Linked DNA regions of Homo sapiens: region 2 is linked to region 1. The links are chromatin contacts, found by Hi-C or POLR2A ChIA-PET in ENCODE. All regions are on one chromosome and are shown on one strand. The core of a region is the stretch at or near the end of the contact, and the rest is flanking DNA. Distances in the headings are between cores, read along the strand shown. Region 1 holds the start of PRELID3A (PRELI domain containing 3A). Region 2 overlaps CIDEA (cell death inducing DFFA like effector a).

Evidence for each region. Hi-C counts contacts between places; a loop is a spot of excess contacts on that map. ChIA-PET counts read pairs that join two places held with the same protein, here RNA polymerase II (POLR2A). Pooled maps may share reads with other maps.
Region 2: a pooled map shows a loop between it and region 1 (4-fold over the local background). The contact joins the enhancer-like site here to the promoter of PRELID3A in region 1. A Hi-C loop is called at or near these places in 4 of 50 pooled maps. POLR2A ChIA-PET finds 5 or more read pairs at or near these places in 4 of 52 experiments (HCT116, T-cell and WTC11).

The regions. Positions count from the first base shown.
Region 1 is chr18:12,406,397-12,414,337 of GRCh38, reverse strand. It overlaps PRELID3A (PRELI domain containing 3A), which reads right to left and starts at 6,409. Exons shown (of 7, transcript NM_001142405.2): 1 at 6,331-6,409. The coding sequence starts at 6,362. RefSeq lists enhancers at 5,582-5,831, 5,689-6,348, 6,349-7,010 and a silencer at 6,032-6,611.
Region 2 is chr18:12,275,912-12,283,852 of GRCh38, reverse strand. CIDEA (cell death inducing DFFA like effector a) reads right to left here. Exons shown (of 5, transcript NM_001279.4): 5 at 6,258-6,730. The coding sequence ends at 6,583. Among named protein-coding and RNA genes, the nearest start is that of CIDEA, 26 kb to the right of the region's middle. RefSeq lists enhancers at 2,202-6,156, 6,958-7,581. Within about 2 kb of position 4,597, at least 28 of the 41 ENCODE cell types and tissues checked have a DNase peak (open chromatin) inside an H3K27ac peak, as active enhancers do.

The DNA of each region.
Region 1 (7,941 bases), core at 5,160-7,659:
TGTGGTCACCGCAGTCCTCACTGCTGTGCACTTGGGAAACAATGCCAGTTTCTCTTAGGGACATCTGTGAGTAAATGGCCAAGTGATTAGTTTTATGACTGCTTGACCCCTGAGTACTCTTCTCTTTGATATTCTGTGTGAGGGAACAGAAGTGCACCAGAAGCCCCTCTGCTGCTGCGGCCCAAGTCCCTCGACTCTGGGGTGTCTGGGGGGCGCCGGCACTTGTTCACTCTGAGTGGGAGCCCCTGTCTCTCTGCTGCTTTCCACTGCCTGCCTCTTGTACTTGAAAGAGCAATAAACAGAAAGAACAATAAACAGATAAACTTTGCTTATTCAGACTTGGGGATCTGGCAGATGATTTCTTGAAAATTAACAAAGTAAGCCTGTGCTTCAAGGAAAACAACTGATAGCATTTGCTGCCAAAGATAAAATTTGAGCTTTAAAGTGATAATTTGGCCAGGCACGGTGGCTCACGCCTGTAATCCCAGCACTTTGGGAGGCCAAGGCAGGCGGATCACCTGAGGTTAGGAGTTCAAGACCAGCCTGGCCAACATGGCGAAACCCCGTCTCTACTAAAAATACAAAAATTAGTAGGCCGTGGTGAGACTCACCTGCAATCCCAGCTATTTGGGAGGCTGAGGCAGGAGAATTGCTTGAATCTGGGAGGCAGAGGTTGCAGTTAACTGAGATCATGCCACTGCACTCCAGCCTGGGCGACAGAGTGAGACTCTGTCTTGGAAAAAAAATAAATAAATAAAGTGATAATTGAAATTTCAGAAAACTTGTATCTGCTACCAGGAGCTGGATGACTGCCTCATGCTGCACGCTCAGTGGAGGCCTATATTCCAAATGCTTCCAAGTCATACTTGGGTTAAAGACTCATTCATACACAGGACAGGCCAATGGGTTTGTTGTTGTGGTGGCTGTTTTAAGAGATGGTATGGCTCTGTCACTGTAGCCTCAAGCTCCTGGGGTCAAGCAATCCTCCTGCCTCAGCCTCCTGAACAGCTAGGACTACAGGCACAAGCCACCACACCTGGCTAATTTTTGTATTTATTTTTTGTAGAGACATATTCTACTATGTTGCCCAGGCTGGTCTCAAACTCCTGAGCTCAACCGATTACCCCCGCTAGGCCTCAGAGTTCAATACTCTATTCATTATAGTTTCAGGTTTTGTATTCCAACTAAGTGTTAAGAAGCTACCGTTTCTTTTGTCATAACAGGAAAGAATAGCCATAATTACTTAAAAAGACTACTAAGATGCTCCCACCTTTTCCAGCTGCATGTTTGTGTGAGGCTGGGGTTTATCCATACACTTCAACCAAAACTATATATTGCCAAACACAGACTGCAGAAGCAGATATGAGAATCAAGTTATCTCCTATTAAGCCAGATATTGTAGATATTAGTAAAAACAGAAACAGCACCACTCCTTTCACTAATTTTTGGAAAATACAGTTTTTTATTCAGAAACATTATAACAGGTTTATTATTGTTAAATTTAATGAATTAACTTTTTCAATTTATCATTTTTAATTTCTAATATGGTAAATATTGACAGACATAACCCACATAAGCAAAACTGTTTAGGGTTTTGCTAAATCAAGAGGTCCTGAGGCTGAAGAGCTTGAAATCCATTGGCCTAAGTGGGCCCTTGATTGAGTGGGAAATAGACACAGGGCTGGTCACTGCAGTTCGATTTGTAATAAGAGGAAAACTTAATGCCCTTCAATAAGAAAAAGAATAAATGGTGGCACATTCATACAGCTATTAATATCTATCTATATCTACATATATTTATGTAGACATCTATAGACATCTCATATGGATGGATTTTCGAAAAACAATAGGGCTAGGCGCAGTGGCTCACGCCTGTAAACCCAGCACTTTGGGAGGCCCAGGTGGGCTGATAACTTGAGGTCAGCAGTTGGAGACCAGCCTGGCCAACATGGCGAAACCCCGTCTCTACTAAAAATACAAAAATTAGCTGGGCGTGGTAGCAGGTGCTTGTAATCCCAGCTACTCAGGAGGCTGAGGCAGGAGAACTGCTTGAACCTGGGAGGCAGAGGTTGCAGTGAACTGAGATCCCGCCACTGCCCTCCAGCCTGGGTAACAGAGTGAGACTCCACCTGGAAAAAAAAAAAAAAAGGCCGGGCGCCGTGGCTCATGCCTGTAATCCCAGCACTTTGGGAGGCCAAGGCGGGCGGATCACGAGGTCAGGAGATGGAGACCATCCTGGCTAAACTAAAAATACAAAAAAGTAGTCAGGCGTGGTGGCGGGCGCCTGTGGTTCCAGCTACTCTGGAGGCTGAGGCAGGAGAATGGCGTGAACCCGGGAGGCGGAGCTTGCAGTGAGCCGAGACTGCGCCCCTGCACTCCAGCCTGGGCGACAGAGCGAGACTCCGTCTCAAAAAAAAAAAAAAAAGAAAGAAAAGAAGACAATATGACACATGCGTATACACAGATGCGGTAAAGTGAACCTCTGGAATATAGACCCCCTCAGAAGGATGCCCACCAAACTGATCCTCACGGCTGCCTGCAGGGAGGGAGACACAGTGGAACACCAGTGGGGAGGGGAAGAGCAGGCTTCAACTCATCTGTAATGTTCAATTTCTCTTCCCTGCTCCTAGCTGTAAGGCAAGCCTGCTTTAGGCATGACTCCCCATGCCCCAAAGCCCGTCCTGCCCTGAGAAGGGCATGGCCAGACATTCCTGGCAGCTGTCAGAATCAAAGGTGTGTGCAGCCTTGAACCCTGCAGGAAATCTATTTGTGATGGGCTTTGTTATTGATGATTTTGTCATAGGTCTGCCTGAAACCTCAATGCTGGGAAGAAGACATTTTAAACCCTGTCCTTTTTTTTTTTTTTTTTTTTGAGACGGAGTCTCGCTCTGTCGCCCAGGCTGGAGTGCAGTGGCGCGATCTCGGCTCACTGCAAGTTCTGCCTCCCGGGTTCATGCCATTCTCCTGCCTCAGCCTCCCGAGTAGCTGGGACTACAGGCACCCGCCACCACGCCCAGCTAATTTTTTTTTTTTTTTATTTTTTAGTAGAGACAGGGTTTCATTGTGTTAGCCAGGATGGTCTCAATCTCCTGACCTTGTGAAACGCCCGCATTTTTAAATGCCCCTTTCTATATTTTGGCCATATACTTTTAATTTTATTTAAACTACTTTCACCCCTGTCTAGGTAACACACACGTTAATTCAGTGGCCTTTCCCCGGGCTCTCTGTTTTTGTCTGAGTGTTTACACTGCTGTCTGCTATGATGATCTCAGGGGCGGAGTTTCTTCTCAATGTGGACACAGGAAGAAAACTTGATAAGATCAAACTGTTTGTGCCTAATTATTTCTTCATTTCAAAAGTACTGTAATCCCAGCACTTCAGGAGGCCGAGGTGGGTGGATCACTTGAGGTCAGGAGTTTGAGACCAGCCTGGCCAACATGGTGAAACTCTGTCTCTACTAAAAATACAAAAAAATTCACCAGGCGTGGTGGCACACGCCTGTGGTCCCAGCTACTCGGGAGGCTGAAGCACAAGAATTGCTTGAACCGGAGAGGCAGAGGTTGTGGTGAGCCAAGATCGTGCCACTGCACTCCAGCCTGGGTGATAGAGCAAGATTCTGCCTCAAAAAAAAGGAAAAAAAAAAGTAAATGTATTATTTCCAATCAAATGTTCACCTAACAGTACAACAAACTTTTTTTAAGTATAGAAAGAAAAAGAAAGGTCTATAATCCTCAAAGGAAAAAAATCAGGGGTTTCAATGGACGAAACAAGGGGAAAACTACACAGTAAGTCCAGCCAGGAAGCCAGACTTCCAATTTGTACTGTCATTTGGATGCTATGACACCTCATGGTACCACCTCATGGTACCACATCATTCATAACCCGTCCAGCCACAGGCCAATGACAGCATCCTCGGCCAGCCACATTCCACATTTGTCAGGCTTCATTACGGCCCTTTGCTTTCAAGTTCAAAAGTCTATGGCAGAGAATCAGCACCTAGTCCACAGCAGCTCCAGGGATGACCGGGATTCCTTTGGTGGATAGCTGCCCCTGTCCTGGAAGGACATCTGATCTCCATGTAAGATTCCTCACCCCTTCCGAGCACCTGCTAGGCGCCGGGCCCCGGCGGGGTGCCAGGAATACAAAATGAATGATGGGAGAAATGAAATACTGACACTCTACCACATGGTGAGCCTCAAGAAAATCATGCTAAGTGAAAGCAGACAGACACAAAACACCCCATATTGCAGGATGACATTTACATGCAATGTCCCAACAAGGCAAATTCATAGAAACAGAAAAGATTCCTGGTTGCCTGGGGCAGGGGTGAAAATGGGGTAAAATGTGAAGCTAATGAGCATGGGGCACCTCTGCAGGAGGACAGAAGTGTTCTAAGACTGGACTGTGTGTGTGATGGTCATACTTAGCAAAACTTAATGAATTATACACTTAAAATGTGTATAATTTTATGGTATGTAAAGTATCCTTCGGTAAAGCTTAAAAAAAATAAATGGGAGTTAGCAGCTGCAACAATTTTCAAAAGCATCAACTGTGATTTTTCACAGCTAGCTATTCATTTGTGCTTGTCCACAGACATTTCACAAACCTCTAGGGCAGACCTCGGCCATTCCATGAGAAAACTGAGCCCCAACCACCTGGCACTCCTGGTATGCAATGACTTAACTGTCCACAGCATCCAGACGGCTCAGTGATGCCCCCATCCTTGTTGCTGATGGAAACCCACTTGAGAAACACTGCAAGCCATACAAAAAATTAGATCCCATCAAGTCTAAAGACTTCATGAAAAATAATTTCAGAGGTTTTGAAACCACTTGATATATTTTTATTATAATTTTACATGTTTAAAGTCAGGCCAGTCACGGTGGCTCACACCTATAATCCCAGCACTTTGGGAGGCCGAGGCGGGTGGATCACCTGAGGTCAGGAGCTCGAGACCAGCCTGGCCAACATGGCGAAACCCTGTTTCTACTAAAAATACAAAAATTAGCCGGGCGTGATGGCCCACACCTGTAGTCCCAGCTACTCAGGAGGCTGAGGCACGAGAATCACTTGAACCCAGGAGGGGGAGGTTACAGTGAGCCAAGATCGCGCCATTGCACTCCAACCTGGGTGACCCAGCGAGCCTATGTCTCAAAAAAAAAAAAAAAAAAAAAAAAACCCAGCCTGGGTGACAGAATGAGACTCTGTCTCGAAAAAAATAAATAAAAAGAGTCAAAGGATGACAATTTCCTTCCACGCAGTACTTTTTTTCCCCCCAAAATAAAATATTTAATGCTTAAGTGAGGTCAGATAATTAAAAAATCTTTGTTGCTGTAAATAAACATTAAAGAATAATTTCAGTGTGTCACAGATCACTGACTTAAGGAAAAGATACCACTTAGGTTAGGAGGGCACTTTTTTCTTCTTTTTATTTGCACAATTCTATGGAGTATATGTGCAATTTCGTTACATGCATAAATTTCGTAGTGGTCAAGTCAGGACTTCTAGGGTATGCATTACCCGGGAAGGTGTCTTGCACCCATTAAGCAATTCTCATTATCCTCCCTGCACCCACCCCCTCACCCTTCAGAGTCTCCATCATCTGACGTTCCACTCTCCACATCCATGTGAACACATTCTTAAGCACCCACTTAGGAGTGGGAACATGCGATACTTGTCTTTCTGGGCCTGGCTTCACTTAAGATAATGACCTCCACTTCCATCCGTGTGCCGGGGGAGCATTTTTAAACAGTTCGAGGTTTTCCACGCTAGCTTGGAGGCCTTCCATGCCTACAAGTGAGTTCAGAGCCAGGGCCCCCGAAATGCCTTCTGCCCCTTTAGCTTCCTCCAGAGCTCACAGCCCGCCGTGGGCCCTCCGTGAAACGCGCGGAAGGTTTATGACAATCTCAGCAAAGGCGCCAGCTTGCAGGCCTCTCCCCTGCCCTGCTCCCGACCCCAAGGAGAGCAGCGAGCGCCAGGCCCCCGGCCGCCCCCCCGGCTCCGGCCGCCCCCGCCCCGGCCGCCCCCGCTCCGGCTGCCCCCGCCCTGGCTGTCGACCACCAGCGGGGCCTCTGTGCCTGCAGCCAGGCCCCTGCGCACGCCGGGGGAGAGGCCGTACCCGGCGCAGAGCCTCGCCCAGACCGCGGTCCCGGGGAAGCGCGCGTGCCCTCTCCGGGACGCCGAAGTTGCGGTCTGGGAACGGCCGGCGCGGGGCGGGGATCTCCGCGAGGCCCGCTGTGAGGTCCGGCCTTTCCTGGACCGCTCCAGCCGGGCTCGGGAGCAGGAGCCGGCGTCTGGACGGCCCCACCGCGGCCCTCAGCCCGGCCTCACCCAAACACGTGCTCCGAGCTCCAGATCTTCATTGCCGCCGGCGCAGGGCGCGGGCTCTGCGATCCGGGCCGGGTGCTTCGGGCCGCGCGGCTCCGGGCGCGGCGTGGGCGGGGCCTCGATGGGCGGGGCGCCCTTGGATGCCGCCCACCCCGTCTGGTGGCTAGGCTGGCTGCAGCGGCTAAAAATAGCTCTGCGGGCGCGGCTGTGGCGCAGCCCCAGACCTGCGCTGCTACCCTGGGGTGCGCGATGCGCGCTTGCTGCAGATGCCGCGGGCGTAGGAGGCGACGCTCGTCCTTACTCCCACTGTCCAAATTCTCCCAAGGCCCTGTCCAGCTACGCCGGTTTGTACTGTCGGGGACGTGTGATGAAAAACAAACCTGCCAACCCTCAAAACTCCACTGCAGTTTGGGTCTTGAACAAACATTAAACCAGCATGTGAGGCCGGGCGCGGTGGCTCACGCCTGTAATCCCAGCACTTTGGGAGGCCGAGGCGGGCGGATCACGAGGTCAGGAGATCAAGACCATCCTGGCTAACACGGTGAAACCCCGTCTCTACTAAAAATACAAAAAATTAGCCGGGCGTGGTGGCGGGCGCCTGTAGTACCAGCTGCTCGGGAGGCTGAGGCAGGAGAATGGCGTGAACCCGGGAGGCGGAGCTTGCAGTGAGCCGAGATCCCGCCACTGCACTCCAGCCTGGGCAACAGAGCGAGACTCCGTCTCAAACAAAACAAAACAAAACAAAACAAAACAAAACAAAACCAGCATGTGATGTGCATCACAAGCAATCCGCCAAATAGGCTGCAAAGACAGAAATCTCAGCCTGTATCAAACAGCCGGGAGGATGCAACCTACCCCACGCATGCTCCCGAGGTAAACGAGACAGCCCTCCGGGGAGGGGACTCCACTACACCATTTGTCGCAGAGTTCATCCTAAATTCGCCTGATGATGGAGTGGCCATTGGTAAATGCAGTGGCCATTTGCGTTTGCTAATTGCCTTTATCCAAAGGAAAAATGAATTTTCATACCTTTATGACAGGAGGTAGGTTTACAATTTGAAGCCAGGTGCTCTCTGGTAGCTGGGCTCCTACCCTCCCACAAAACTGGGAGACGGGGATGACATTTCAAAGAGATGACTCCCAAGTCCTTGAGAAAATACATTCTTGAGTTATAAAACTGGGGGGAAATCTTATTTAGCTTTAAAAAAATGTACGTGTATCTCAAAAAGAATTTGTGATTACAACTTGGCAAATCCTCTAAGGAAAAAGAGTCTCCCTTTCGCATAAACTACTTTTTAGCTTTGCAAAGTACCCTGCACTGCCACAAACGAAGTTGAAGTGCACGGAAGTGAGATGCTTGTTCTAAGAAGAGGGTACTCTTCTCCAGGATGAGATAGGGCGAGAGGGCAGGGCCCTTGTCTGAGTCGGCTGAGTCTCAGCCTAGAGCAGCGCCTGGCGCCCCTGGGGCGTCCGTGGGCGTGGGGAGCGCATTTGTGCAGTGAGGCAGGGAAGTGGAAGAGCACACAGCATGACCCGAAAGACCTGGGCTACAGTCCTGGCTCCACCGTCCACTCACATTGACCTCTACCTCCTACAGCGTTAAGCTCAGGATGA
Region 2 (7,941 bases), core at 3,348-5,847, 130 kb after region 1:
CCTGGACCATGGAGGAAGCCAGACCCATTGCTCATCTGCTTTATCTCTTTGTTTTCACCTGGTGCCACCAACCTGACTCCTTTTTCCTCATTAGGACTCTGCAGATTGCATGGTTTTCTTTCTTTTTTTTTTTTTTAAAAAAAAAAAAGAGATAGAGTCTTACTCTGTCACCCAGGCTGGAGTACAGTGGTGCAGTCATAACTTACTGCAGCCTCAACCTCCTGGGCTCAAGTGATCCTCCTGCCTCAGCCTCCCAAAGTACTGGGATTACAGGTGTGAGTCACTGTGCCCAGCCTTTGTAAGTTTGAGGTCTAACCACATACCAATGAGGCAGGTGTTGGTATATGGCTTGAAAGTGATCCTGCCTTAGTTGTCTTCCCACATGTCATTCCCATGAGCTGTGTGTACAGTTGTGTGACTGTGCGGGCTGGGAAGTCTGAAATCTGCAGGGAGGCTGCAGGCTGGAGCCCCGGAAGAGCTGATGTCGCAGCGCCACCCGCAGGGCTGTCTGCGGGCAGAATTCTTTCTCTAAGGGGATGTCAGTTTTTTCTCTGAAGGCCTTCAATGGACTGGATGAGGCCACTCCCTAATGGGCAACCTGGAGGGCATGTGCTTTACGTAAAGTCCACAGCTTTAAATGTTAGTCTCATCTTCAAAAATATCTTTCACAGCAACATCGGGATTGGTGTTTCACCAGAAACTGGGTGCCGTGGCCTGGCCAAGTGGACACGTAAAGTCACCATCACGAGCAGTAACATCACAATGGCTGGGTGCGTGGGGGGCTGTGGAAAAAACACTGCTTTTTCTCTCTGCTTTCACTCTCAATACAGAGTATTTCACCTTAGGGCACCGAAATGCGTGGGGATTTCTCTCCACAGACAACCCGTTCTCCAGCAGACACCAGCTGAGTGTCCTCTCATTCAATTCAACTCTGACACAGTCCTCTTGGAGACAGCATCAAACACCACGGGCTGAGAGCTCAGTCCTCAAGGCTGCCCTCACTTTTCACGCCCATTGCAAGCCCCAAGCTGTGACAAATCTCAGTTCCCCTGATCCCCGGCTTGGGGGTGGTTAATTTGCTAGGGTAGCTCACAGAACTCAGGGAAATCCTTTCTGTATGTTTAGCCTTTTATTATGAAGGATATTACAAAGGACACAGATGAAGACACTCATGGGGAAGGCATGTGGGGCAGGGCATGGAGCTTCCGTGGTCTCCCTGGACACCACGATCTCAGAGCCTGTACGTGTTCACTCTCTGGAAGCTCTTTGAGCCCTGTAGCTTGGGGATTTTTCTGGAGCCTTCATTACATAGGCACAATTGATTACCTCATTGGCCACTGGTGATTGATTCAAACTTCAGCTCCTCTCCCTTCCCCAGAGGTTGGGGGATGTGGCTGAAAGTCCTGACCCTTTAATCACAGGGCTGGTTCCCTGGCAACCAGCCCCTATCCTGAGGCCATGCAGGAGCCCACCAAGAGTCTCCTAAAATGATGCTCCTGGCCAGGCGCGGGGGCTCATGCCTGTCATCCCAGCCCTTCTGGAGGCCAAAGCAAGTGGATCGCTTGAGCCCAAGAATTTGAGATCAGCCTGGACAACATAAGGAGACCTCATCTCTACAAAAAATAAAAATGATTAGCCAGGCATGGTGGTGTGCAGCTGTAGTCCCAGCTACCTAGGAGACTGAGGTGGGAGGATCACTTGAGCCCAGGAAGCTGCAGTGAGCTGTGATCACACCACTACACTCCAGCCTGGGTGACAGAGCAAGATGCTGTCTTGAAAAAAAAAAGAAAAGATGCCCCCATAACCCAGGAAATTCCAAAGGATTTAGGAATTCTGTCAGCCATTCCAATCACTCAGGAGATTACAGATTTTAGGAGATCTATGTCAGGAATGGGGGCAGAGGCCAAAAACGTATTTTTTATTATATCACAATATCACAGGGGTCCTGGTACCCTGGCCTGGCCTTGGAGTGGCAGGGAGAACCTGGCTCCCAGCAGTGGTGGCCTGAAGCCTTCTTGCAGGTGGGCTGGGGGAGTTGCCGCAGTGACCTTCACAGACTGGCCTCCGACAGTCATAGCCAGTGGGCATCTCAGGGGAGGCCTGGGTGGGACACAACTCCCCATAGTCGGAGTGTGTCCCCCACTGCCTTGGCACATGAGCCCCTGGGGCATGAAGTGGGGGAGACCACTCAGTGGAGTGGAGGCTCAGAATAAAAGGCACTGCACTGATCATCAGATTTTAAAAGCAATAGCTCATGCCCATAATCCCAGTCCTCTGGGAGGCTGAGGTGAGAGGATCACTTGCACCCAGGAGTTGGAGAGCAGCCTGGGCAACATAGTAAGATCCTGTTGCTAACAACAAAAAAAAAATCTAAAAAAAAAAAAAAAAGATGATGAGCTGGGTGTGGTGGTGTGCACCTATAGTGTCAACTACTTGGGAGGCTGAGGTGGAAGATACATTTAAAAAAATGTTATGTTGGCCAGGCATGGTGGCTCACACCTGTAATCCCAGCACTTTGGGAGGCCAAGGTGGGTGCATCACCTGAGGTCAGGAGTTCAAGACTAGCCTGGCCAATGTGGTGAAACCCCAAAAATACAAAAATTACCTGGGTGTGGTGGCACGCACCTGTAATCCCAGCTATTCAGGAGGCTGAGGCAGGAGAATCGCTTGAACCCAGGAGGCGGAGTTTGCAGTGAGTCGAGACCACACCATTGTACTCCAGCCTAGGCAATAAGAGCGAAACTCCATCTCAAAAGAAAAAAAAAAAGTTATGTTGATTTTGCCACAATACAATAAAATCTTGGGGAAGACAGAGCTCTCCTCCTGGCCCACTGGGACTTGAGAGCTGGCTGTCAGAGCTGGAGGGCAGGCAGGTAGCCCCATGGCCTCTGCTGCTGGAGGGGGCCTGGTAATTCTAGCAAGGAATAGCTGTCCCCGTGGAGGTGATGGTAGAGAAAGGTGCTGGCCACAGTTTTCTTTCCCTACAATTTATAACACAGGAGGGAGTGGGAGCCAGGAGACCCTGTGTGGGGACAGTGCCATCCTGGGTGGAGGCCCACCCCCACATGTGGCTTGATGAGCCGCCCCCACCTCATCACATGAGGAGAAAGGAGAACTTCCCTTTGGGGAAATGGACCCCCGTTTTAGAATCCTAGTCCTGAAGAGGCCTACGCCATGGCTTTGAGCTGGGCTCCTGACCTGGCGGGTGGTGACAGTTTCCTTGGGGTGCAGGAGAAGGGCAAGCTGTGGCTGGCCAGCTGAAAAGTGCTGGCTGGAAGAGGGACCGTGTTTACATTTTTAAAATCTGGGCCAAGAAAATCTGTCTGGGAATGGAGTTCCTGGACCAAGTCGATTGGATCCTGATTTTATGGATGAAGACAGTGGTTTGGGCTGTGAAGTCTGGTCACTACAGGTGATTTTAGCCAGAGTCTGTCTCTGGCCATGAGATCATGGCTCTTAGAGCATTTCATTCTGATGTCCTCAGTTCATCCCAGGCCTGCACTCTGTTCCCTGCTGCTGGCAGAAAGTGCTCCTTGAATCTAGCCTACGGATCATGTGGCAGAAACACACCAGGACGCATGCGCGTGGGATGCTCATGGCAGCTACCTGTGTTTGTGCGCCTGAAAAAGAGGTCATAGGAGTGACGTCCAGGTCCATGTAGTGACTGCAGGAGCATGAAACCTGGGCTCATGGGAACCATTTCTTTTTTTCTGAATTGTGATTCTAGAAGTGAATAATTTCCAATTCGAGCTCTTCTGCTTGGCCCCATCAAAGACACACAGACGAACACTCAGCCCCTGAAGGGACACACACGCCACCCTGGGGGTTCAGCTGAAGGCTTAGGTGGAGGCGGCATCCAGGCCTCACAGGGTCCAGGCCCTGAGCCCGCTGGAGTGCCTTGGCTCTCCCCACCCACCCTCACCTGCATGGGGCACATCCTGGTCTGAGCTAGCGGGCTAAATGCAGATGATAGAGAAACTAAGATGAGAACGAGAAAGTGTCACATTTGGAGTGCCTGTCACCTAATCCGAACCAGAGACAAGACAGCCACGCCTGCTGGGACCCTTCCCCTAAGGGAGTGGGTTTCAATTCCACCAGTCTCCTGGCCAAGGGCCCACTGAAGACTTTGACAATAGCAAAACCAACCTTTGCTGCCTCCTCCCTGAGGCCTGGAGCCTCCCTGAGGGTTCTGCGAAGAGGCTGCTCTGTCCCGGGCCACTCCGTGAATCATGGGCACAGGAGACAGGGCGGCGGTGGCCGCAGCTCCTTCAGAAGCTCCCAAATGCCAAGAGGTCCTTCTGAATGTCCTCCCCTTTCCCATGGGGAGAAGGCCAGCCCGTCCCTTCCCCAATTCCTCCCTTCGAACAGGTTGGGCCCCCACAGTTTCCCCACCATCTGGACGTAGGCCTAGGGCCTCTCAGCGAGTGAGGGCAGGGGCTGAGTCAACAGGATCAGGCACTGGAGTGAAAATTCCTTTTTTGGAAGCCAGGCAGTCACTGCCCAGGCCGGTGGAATCCTTGGGAAGTGACGCAAGCCCAGAGTCAGTGAGAGGCAGGAGTGAGCGCCCCTCGGCCAGGCCGGCCACACGCCTGGCTACAGCCCTCCTCCTCACCTCCTCTCCTGCTGGCCCGAGGTGGGCAGGGCGGTCAGGAGCTCCTTATATAGGAAATGTTTTGAAGTCACAGCAGACGGCCTGTGCCTGAACACTCTTTGTAACCCTCGCTCTACCAGCAGCGCAGCTCATTCTGGAAGGCAAGAAGGGATAATACTGAAAGTGCCTGTTTTTTTCGCAGTGTGAAAGAAGAGCCTGTGCTTTGAGGAACGCCACCTCCTTTCCTTTTGTCTGTCCTGCTGTGGGGCCTGGCCCAGCTTCTCCAAGAACTGGCTCAGACACAGTGAGAGCCCAGGACTCAGCGCCGGTCACGGGGCCTCTCAAAGGGGACTGCAAACTGTCTGTGAAGGGAGGACCATCCCTGCCGGGAACGGCTGAGCAGCAGCTGGGAGCCCCGGGAAGGGGGTAGGGGAGGGGAGAGTTTTTCTTCCTCTAGGGTTCCGGGACACACTGTGGTGTCTTTCTGTGGCCAGAGTTGGTGGCTAGGGAAGGAAAAGGCCTCCAAGGCATCATTTCTTAATCAGGAAATATTTTTCTTCTAGCATCTGTTCCCCCTGATTCTAGGAACAGCACCCTATTTCTCTTTGGGGTGGCTCCAGGACTCAGTGTGTGGCCCAGCCTGGCAGAGCCACCAGCTGCTGTGTCTGCAGCATGAGGTGTAACCCAGGACATCCAATGGGGGGACAAGGTGTAGCCCAGAGCTTCCTGCTGCAGGGCCTGAGGTCTGCACTTGCTTCCACTTGAGGGGGTCCCCCCTCCCTGCAGGGAATCAGATCCAAGAGAGTGGGAGACAGATTCTTACAATGTTGTCTGATTGCCTTCGTCCAGCTGTGCCTGCAGCTAGAGATCCCAGCCACGGACAGGAGGTTCCTCGCAGCTGAGCCAGCATGAGGCACAGCTCCACCTTGGCAACGCGGTGCCCCACCTGGCTGCAGGCAGAATCTGCAGCTGAGGGTGCAGCAGTTGTTTTTTGGTTTTTAAGAAAAAGGCTGGGCCGGGTGTGGTGGCTCACGTCTGTAATCTCAGAACTTTGGGAGGCCCAGGTAGGAGGATTGCTTGAGTCTAGGAGTTTGAGACCAGTCTGAGCAACATAGCAAGACCCCATCTCTACAAAAATAAAAAAAACTAGGGGTGGTGGTGTGCACTTGTAATCTCAGCTACTCAGGAGGCTGAGGTGGGAGGATGGCTTGAGCCCAGGGAGGTCGAGGCAGCAGTGAGCCGAGATCAGGCCGCTGTACTCCAGCTTGGGTGACAGAGCTAGACCCTGTCTCAAAAAAAAAAAAAAAAAAAAAAGAAGAAAAAGAAAAAAGAGGCTGAAAAAGTAAAGTCCTTTCACTTTCACAAGTGAAAAAGTAAAAAAGTCCTTGAAGACCTCCACAATTTGAGTCCTTCAGTGTGAGGGCCCCTTTGAGCCTGTTAAAAATCCATGTTTGAAAAAAACATACAATAACATTTTGCAGCTTGTTATTTTTGTGGCACTAATAAAGACTTATGAGAGATTATATCTGTTAGCAGAATATTCCTGGATGAGTTTTGCTTCTATATAAAGTTTTTTTTTTTTTTTGCTGTTCTGATAGTTTTGTTTTGTTTTGTTTGCTTTTTGCTCTTCTGAGAGATAAAGGAGACACAGGAAGTGTCACACATCTTGAAGGTCATTCTTGCGATGGGTTTATTGCAGGAGATGATGGACCAAATGGCTCTGACACATGCACACGCTCCTGGGCACGCCTGCTGCGTGCTCGCTTCCCATGACCCCCAGGGCCCTCTATGCCTCCCCCCCAGGGCACCCTGCCCACTGCCCCCACTTCATGTACCACCAAGCCCTTTCCTTTTCTGGGCACCACTCCTGAGCAGCGTGACCAGCGGCCTCCAAGTGCATGTGGCTCAGAACATAAAAGCATCTTCAACATTCGTCATTGAGCCAAACGAAACACAGTGTTTGGCTCAAGAGCCGGCGACAGCCTGCATCCCTATCCACACGTGAACCTGCCCTTGGCTTGTGACCGGAGGGATGGCCGCTCTTCCTTGTCATCCAGCACCCGGAGCATGTATGTGCCCAGATAGATGAGAAACTGTCCCGTCACCTGGGCGGAGTAGGACAGGAACCGCAGCAGACTCCTGTGGCAGAGGCAGATGGGGAGGCTTTAGCTTGGGATTTTGGGCCAGTGAGAAACAGACAGGATGGGAATACTTCACTCCCCCCACCAAAAGGCACTCGGAGGAGGCCAGGCTGACATTTAGAGCATGGCTGTCTGACTCTCAGAGTGCACGTGTCCCAGGGCTGGCACAGATGCAGCTGCCGTGGCAGTGGGTCTGGCCAGGAGCAGGTCTCTGTGAGCTCCCTGAGGACCCCCTTGCTGCTGGCCCAAGACCACCGCAAGAAGCACGGCTCCCATGAGCCACCTGAAGTGCGGCCTGCTTGTTGAGTGGCTGGCAAGCTCTGTGTGGAGCAGATGGCCGCACCCGCACAGGTGTGCTGTGTCCTGGGCTTCGGCTGCTGGGCTGTTCTAGGGGCCCTGCTACTGAAATCCCTTCCCTTCCTAAGGTAGTAGCAGGACATTCAGCAGTGACTGAGCCCATGGGGATGCGATAGCCAAGCCTGGGCAGCTGTCTCATCAGGAGGGCCCACTGCCCCCAGCACCCACAACAGGGTCCCTAGCAGGCGGTGCCTCCAGTGTGGGGGCTGTCGTGAGTTCCATGGCTGCTTGTGGTGTCATCGGATTTATCAGAGAATACAAATTAGTAACAAGAAGGCTGAACTTGTCTTTCAAGAAAGACTTTGTGGCCAGGTGTGGTGGCTCATGCCTATAATCCCAGCACTTTCAGAGGCTGAGGTGGGAGGATCGCTTGAGTCCAAGAGTTGGAAGCTGCAGTGAACTATGATTGTGCTACTGCACTCCAGCCTGGGGGACAGTGTGAGACCCTCTTTCTTAAAAAAAAAGAAAAAGGGCCTGGAATGTGGTTCATGCCTGTAATCCCAGCACTTTTGGAGACCGAGGTGGGTGGATCACCTGAGGCCAGTAGATTGAGACCAGCCTGGCCAACATGGTGAAACCCCGTCTCTATTAAAAATACAAAAGTTAGCTGGGTGTGGTGGTGCATGCCTGTAATCTCAGCTACTTGGGAGGCTGAGCCACGGGAATGGCTTGAACTTGAAAGGAGGAGGTTGCAGTGAGCTGAGATCGTGCCCCTGCCCTCCAGCCTGGGCAGCAGAGTGAGATTCCGTCTCAAAAAAGAAAAAAAATAAGAAAAGAAAAAGAAAAAAGATTTCACTGAGGTGGAATTTTGGGTGAGGTTAGCTTTCTTCATCTTACCTTTTTCAGTTGTTG